2 separate regions of the Homo sapiens genome follow, and region 2 is linked to region 1. The links are chromatin contacts, found by Hi-C or POLR2A ChIA-PET in ENCODE. All regions are on one chromosome and are shown on one strand. Each heading gives the region's core, a stretch centred on a gene start or an enhancer-like site at or near the end of the contact. The rest is flanking DNA. Distances are from core to core; before and after follow the strand shown.

Region 1 (3,305 bases), core at 581-3,080:
TTGGTGTCACTTCTCTTTGGACTCCAAGCATTTGTCTTTGATGGTGTTTTTGAGTGGTTACAGATGAAACAATGGGACTATCGCTACAAAATTGTATGACAAACCTTCCTCTTGCCTTCTTCAGTAGAATTAACTAGCTGATGATTATGGAAACAAAAGAAGATTGCAACAATAATATATTTTATTTCTTTTTTTAAAAGTTATTATTTTTTAGTGACAGGATTTTGCTATGTTTCCCAGGCTAGCCTCCAACTCTTGGACTCAAGCAGTCCTCCTGTCTCAGCCTGCTAGTAGTTGGAACTAGCGACATGCCCACGATATATTTTATTTCTGTATTGCTTTGTACCTCTCAAAGCCATTTGCATGCATGCCCCCTTTTGACCTCAAATCAGTCCTGTGGGGATAGAGAGAGATCTTTTGGGTAGGAATAAATACACAGAGAGAATATATAATCTGTTTATTGAAGTTCACCACCATTGTAAATACTGTCTTCTATTTTAAGACTATTTTTCTTCTTTGGATTGAAGACATGTAGATAGACAATATTGCTACACTATTTTTTTTTTACAACCTTAAGTGCTGATAGAGATCAGATAATTAGATAAACAATCCCTGATATATGTAAGAGTAAACACTCCACATGGATACTATATGTAAAAAAATAAACAATGGAAACATCATTGAGATAAAATTAGATAATTATTTTTATTTATTGAAATTAACACTGAAAGTGGAATGTTCCAACACTGTTAGGGATTACAGTGAGACAGTTTGACTTTATCTTATTCCTGAAGATGTTTTCACTCTTTCAATTTGACAACTCTTCTATAAAAGCCTTTACCTGGTGGATTAACAGTTTGAGGTATTTAGAGTTAAAGAAGCGTTGTTCAAGAGATTGGAGATAAAAGCAGGGGCGGGGGGAGTTAAAGAGGAGGAGACTCATTTATTCATGAATTCTTTCATTCATCCATTCCTTTAACATTTATTGATACCACTATGAGTTATGTACTAGATATTGTACTAGATCTGGGAACATGGAGTTGCTTTCTTTCATGAAAGACTTTCTGATGGAAGAAAAGAAATAATATCATTTTGAGGGGAAGAGTTTTCCTTGAAAACCTTGAAACTACTCTGGTGTTGGTTTCAAGCAATGGTGTGTTTTTAGAAAATCAAAATTTGCCAGGACTGGTCATGTTTCAACTAGTGTGTTGATTTAATTCTTACTCAAGGGAGAAAATTGCCACTTGGATCATCAACCCCAGTTTCTGTGGAATCAGATCTTTCTCCCTGCCTCTGAAAGCCCTTATATAAGAACTGTCCAGAGTTAAATGAGGGGTGACAAGTTCATAACGCAGAAGGAACATTGTGTCTCTGGGCTATCAAAACATTGATCACCCATCCAGCCATTTAGCAGGGTATTCCCTTGAAAATCTCTGGCTCCTAATGAACAGTATAAATATGTGAATAGGAAGGCTAGATTTGGAAAGCTGTCTGTATGAGAAGAAAGTACACTGATGACAGAACACACATATGTATCCCATGAGTTGGCAGCAGTGTGATTATGTTGACGATGTTGACATTTGACAGTCAGAGCCCAGGACATGATGTCTTTGAGAAATTCTTCTTAAGTTGGGTATATTTTTTCCTAGTAGAGTAAGAGATAGAGTTGGAAGTGATTGCCTATTCTATACTGATAAGAAAGACATAGGCTTTGTAGAGTTCAGGACCTTGGCTGGCACTTCTCTTGGCTGATGAAGCAAGCCAGCATGGCCAGTTCTACTGGTGGTTATCTGAGCCAGTCTGCACAGGTCCCTGATTGCTATGAATCAGCACTCGTAGGTTCCACAGGCAGTAAGGAACCAGAAATACTGGTTTCTACCAACAGTTGGTCTCAGAAGGACTGGTGTGACTAACCAACTGTAAGAACAGCCTCAAATCCTTTCTGGGAAGAGGCAGGGTTTATAAATAAACAGAAAACAAACACAACTGACTCAAACTGAAATTTGTGGCTCTGGTTTGATGTGGTGAATGTATTTAATGTAGCCCAAGAGAGAAAGCTGAGGTCTCTACATTTATGAAATTACTAAAAGATTGCAATCACTGTTCAGCATTGTCTAAAAATATCATGTACAGTGTCGAAGACTTGTACTAATCATATGATTAATAGAATGATTATGACAGTGCTCTATAAATAAGGGTATGAAGTGGCAGTGTAGGGGCCAAGGGAAAGCTTCCCCTTTGCCCTCTGAAGGTTGGCTGAAAAATCAACTCACAAAAGCAGATTAATTGGAGAAAAGGCATATAAATGTATTAATGTGTACACAGACAAGAACCGCAGAGTGATTACCCTGATCCCTCAGTGGGGTTCAGAAGCTTATAAGCCATCTTGAGCTTACACAAAGAAGGGGGGGGCTTGGATTGTGACAAAACAGTTTATGGTGACAAAACAGGTTATGGGAGAGGGAGAAGAGGAGGCCTGGCTAGCAAAGGTAGTCTTGCCTGCCGGGTAGCAGCCCTCAGAGAGAATAGAAGGTAAATGATTCCTTCAGACCTTTGAAGGTGTCAGACTTCCAGTTAATCTTTCCTAGATCCAGCCAAGGGAAAGTCTCAGAGAAAGCCTGGCTGCAGCAATGTATAGCTTCCAGATGCATATTTTCCTGACAATAGACAGCTTTCCAGGGCTACTTCTCTTTGCAGGCCCTCTGAAGAGCCATCACAAAGTATGTCAAATAAATATATTCTGGGGTGAAATATTTTTATTTCCTTCAATAGTGAATAGAGACAAGTATGGACTGTTTTAACAAAACAAAATAAAAGCATGCCAATAATAGACATTAGAGTATTAACTACTCATTGCATATGCCTGCAATTCTGTTTGTAATGGTAAATAATCTAGCATTTATGTAAACTTTTTTTTTTAATGCTTCCCCTCTGTTTGAAACTAAAAATTCCCAGGCTGGGTGTGGTGGCTCATGCCTGTGATCCCAGCATTTTGGGAGGCTGAGGCAGGTGGATCACCTGAGGTCAGGAGTTTGAGACCATCCTGGCCAACATGGCGAAATCCTGTCTCTACTGAAAATACAAAAATTAGCCAGGCATGGTGGTGGATGCCTATAATCTCGGCTACTCGGGAGGCTCAGGCAGGAGAATCACTTGAACCCCTGGGGCGGAGGTTGCAGTGAGCCAAGATCGTGCCAGTTCACTCCAGCCTGGGCAAAAGAGTGAGACTCTGTCTCAAACAAACAAACAAATAAAAACACAACAACAAAAAGAAACTAAAAATTCTATTTAAAAAAAATAGCCAA
Region 2 (3,305 bases), core at 444-2,943, 250 kb before region 1:
TTAGGTTCCACAGTGAAAACTCATACATTCTGCTAATGTATGTATCATGAAGCCAATATAACATTAGGGTTTGCTCCAGATATTTGTAATGATATGGTATTAAAGTGATTTTTTTTTTTTTTGAGACGGAGTCTCGCTCTGTCGCCCAGGCTGGAGTGCAGTGGCACGATCTCCGCTCACTGCAAGCTCTTCTCCCAGGATGACGCCATTCTTCTGCCTCAGCTTCCCGAGTAGCTGGGACTACAGGCGCCCGCCACCATGCCCAGCTAATTTTTTTATTTTTATTTTTAGTAGAGACGGGTTTTCACTGTGTTAGCCAGGATGGTCTCGATCTCCTGACCTCGTGATCCGCCCGCCTCGGCCTCCCAAAGTGCTGGGATTACAGGCGTGAACCACCGCGCCCGTCCTAAAGTGATTTTTTTTTGAAAGTATAAGTTTCCTCATCATCTGAATGAAAAAAATTCACTGTAGGAGGGCCAAGAGATCACCAGATTAAGAAAAGTGTTGAAACAATGGATCTTGTTCTAACTACACAAGTCTAAGATGGTACTGCCTGGAATCAACTTTGATTTTCCACAGCACAAATAAAGGTCATGGCTTCATATCTCAGCAATGGTCAGGAGTTTTAGTTTTTCCAGATTACATTGTGTGGGGTAGTCTGATTTAGGAAAACAAGACACAGTATCTGGAGAATAAAAACAGAATTATAACTCTGCAAGAGGAAAATTATCTGCCTTGAATTTTTGTAGCACTTAATGTTTTTTCAAGGTATTTTCACAATAAACGTTGATTTTATCTATGTAACAGCCCTGTGAAGAAGGCAATTACTACTAGCAAAATCGTTTTCAAAATTTTAAATACTGAATCCATGAATAGGAAAAAGGACAGCGAAGTTGATAGCATTAGAGAAATGACAGAAAAGGTTATGAGTGAGGAAGCGAATCATAGAAATGGCAAACATAAAAAGCTGAGGCCCACGGCACCGCAAACCAGGAGAGAAAGGGGCTAATCTGGCAGGGGAGAACAGCGTTAGTGGGGAAGTGCAAAGAGGCAGGGGCGCAGGAAAGCTGGGGTTAGGAAACTGCAATTCACTGCAACAAAGAGGATGAGGTCAAATCTGAGAAAAATGAAGTCAGGTGGCATTGAAAGCTGCGTGGAAGTTTTATTCCTGCCCTGTTGAGGTGTGATCTTTCACAGAGGAGGGTCCCAAGAGTGGAGGCTGTGCCCTCCTTCGGCCTCCCGTCAGCAGCAGAGGGAGAAAAGCCTCGAGAAGTTCCCTAGGCCGATGACCTCCATGGGGACGGAGCCGAGATGAGTCCCGGAGGGAGCCGGCAGGAAGCCAGCTGAGCAGGGTGGTGTGTTCCCGCCGGGCTAACAAAGGCCGCCGGGAGGTGGGGGCTTCTCCAGCCGCTCCAGCGGCGGGCGGGCGGCGGAAGGGTTAACTGCACCACCAACTCCCGCGCGCATCCCGGCCCCTACCCCCGCCGTCGCTAGGAGACGCCGGAAGTGGGGGAGGGGCCGGCGGCGCGGGCGAGGGTGGGAATCTTTTTCGGGCTCCCGGGGGCGGAGGGAAGGGAGCGCGCGTGCGCGCGCCCGGCCGGCCGTCGCCGCGGTGACCGTCCTCGGAGTCCGTCGGCTCGCGCCCCGCCCCCGTCGCCCCCTCCCCTGTCGCGCGCTGGGGCTGTTTCTCGCTCCTTCCGAGTTACCGCCGCCGTCGCCGCCGCTCCTCCTCTCCCGGTCCTGGGTTTCCTTGGCGCTGCGGCCGCCGCTCCCTCTGCGACCTGTATGAGGAGGAGGAGGAGGAGGATGTGAAGATGGCGGAGCTGCAGATGCTGCTGGAAGAGGAAATCCCGGGGGGCCGCCGGGCCCTCTTCGACAGCTACACAAATCTGGAACGGGTGGCCGATTACTGCGAGAACAACTACATACAGGTGCGAAGCATCCCCAGCTGGGCCGCGTCGGGGACCCCCCCGCCGGGGGCCGCGCGCCTCGGGGCGTGGGGCCGAGGCCGCCTCGGGGACACGGCCCAGCGGAGCCCCCGATGGGGGTGGGGAGCTGGGTGAGGGCTGGGGCTGGTGAATGGGTGGGAATTCTCCGGCTGGAGAAACTGCATTTTAAAAACCTTTAAAAAAGCGGTGAAGCAGTTCTCGGCGTGGTGCGTGTGTCGCGTCCCGCCTCCTCGCCGCTCCCGCCCTCGGCCGCCCCCGCACTCCGCGCCGGTCAGCGTTCCGGATGGCGGAGGGGGCGGAGAGTGGCATTTTCTGTTTGACGGAATCCTGCTCCCCACCTTAGGGTAGGGGTGTCGCGGGTGTTGACGGGTTACCTCCATCCCCCAAATTCTGGATGATTTTTAAGGGGTTATCTTGCTGCAGAGTGAAGTGCTTCAGGCTTCAGTTTTCTGTTCCTGTGAATGCTTCAGAAACCCTTTCTTAATATTTTATGTTCTAAAGGGGATACGGTAGAAGAGCAGCAGTTTCTTGTTGGAAGTTAATGCCATTTTTTTCCCTATGGAGAAGGATGATGAGCTGATTCCCCCCTCCCTCCTAGTTCTGTTAGAATAGGCAGTTTTCCTGGGGGTGGGAGGAGGACAGACTATGACTGTTTCTTAGAGAGAATTGGGAAGATGAACCTCCTGGTTTAATTTTTTTTTTTTTTTTTTTTTTTTACCGTGATGGATCGTTTGGCTCAAGGGCTGATAGTGGTAGGGGCGTGTGTATGGAGGCGGGGGATACCGGATGGTATGAGATCCAGCTGCTCCTGGATGAAGCAAAATATTCTGTGGATTAAAAAAATCCTTCTTTAAAAATTACTTGAAAGGATAGCAGGTTAAAAGGCACAGTTTGCAAAATCTAAAATCTTTTGCTTTTTTTTTTATGGTTATTTTGAATTATGGGTTCTGCCTCCATTTTTTTTCTTTCCCGTTTAAATTCTCTTGGGATAAAGATGGAAATGGAAGCAATATGTTAAACTGTTTCTTCACAGTCTTTTTTTTTTTCCTTTTTTCTTGCTCCCACCTCCATCTCTCCAGGGATCCTTCTTTTTTCTTTTCTTTTTGAGACACAACCTCGTTCTGTAGTCCAGGTTGGAGTGCAGTGGCGCGATCTCGGCTCACTGAAACCTCGGCCTCCTAGGTTTGAGCAATTCTCATGCTTCAGCTTCCCGAGTAGCTGGGACTACAGGCGCCCGCCACCACAGCCGGCTAATTTTTGTATTTTTAGTAAAGATGGGGTTTCACCATGTTGACCAGACTGGTCTCGAACTCCTGACTTCAAGTCATCCACCCACCTCGGCCTCCCAAAGTGCTG

What was found. A loop is a pair of places that touch in the nucleus more often than their neighbours do. ChIA-PET counts read pairs that join two places held with the same protein, here RNA polymerase II (POLR2A). Pooled maps may share reads with other maps.
Region 2: a pooled map shows a loop between it and region 1 (2.9-fold over the local background). The contact joins the promoter of ABI2 here to the enhancer-like site in region 1. A Hi-C loop is called at or near these places in 1 of 50 pooled maps. POLR2A ChIA-PET finds 5 or more read pairs at or near these places in 3 of 52 experiments (MCF 10A, OCI-LY7 and activated T-cell).

The regions. Positions count from the first base shown.
Region 1 is chr2:203,577,426-203,580,730 of GRCh38, forward strand. No RefSeq gene overlaps it. Among named protein-coding and RNA genes, the nearest start is that of RAPH1, 44 kb to the left of the region's middle. Within about 2 kb of position 1,831, at least 12 of the 41 ENCODE cell types and tissues checked have a DNase peak (open chromatin) inside an H3K27ac peak, as active enhancers do.
Region 2 is chr2:203,326,701-203,330,005 of GRCh38, forward strand. ABI2 (abl interactor 2) reads left to right here and starts at 1,694. Exons shown (of 12, transcript NM_001375670.1): 1 at 1,694-1,931. The coding sequence starts at 1,815. RefSeq lists an enhancer at 581-1,551 and silencers at 1,353-1,692, 1,449-1,636, 1,913-2,262.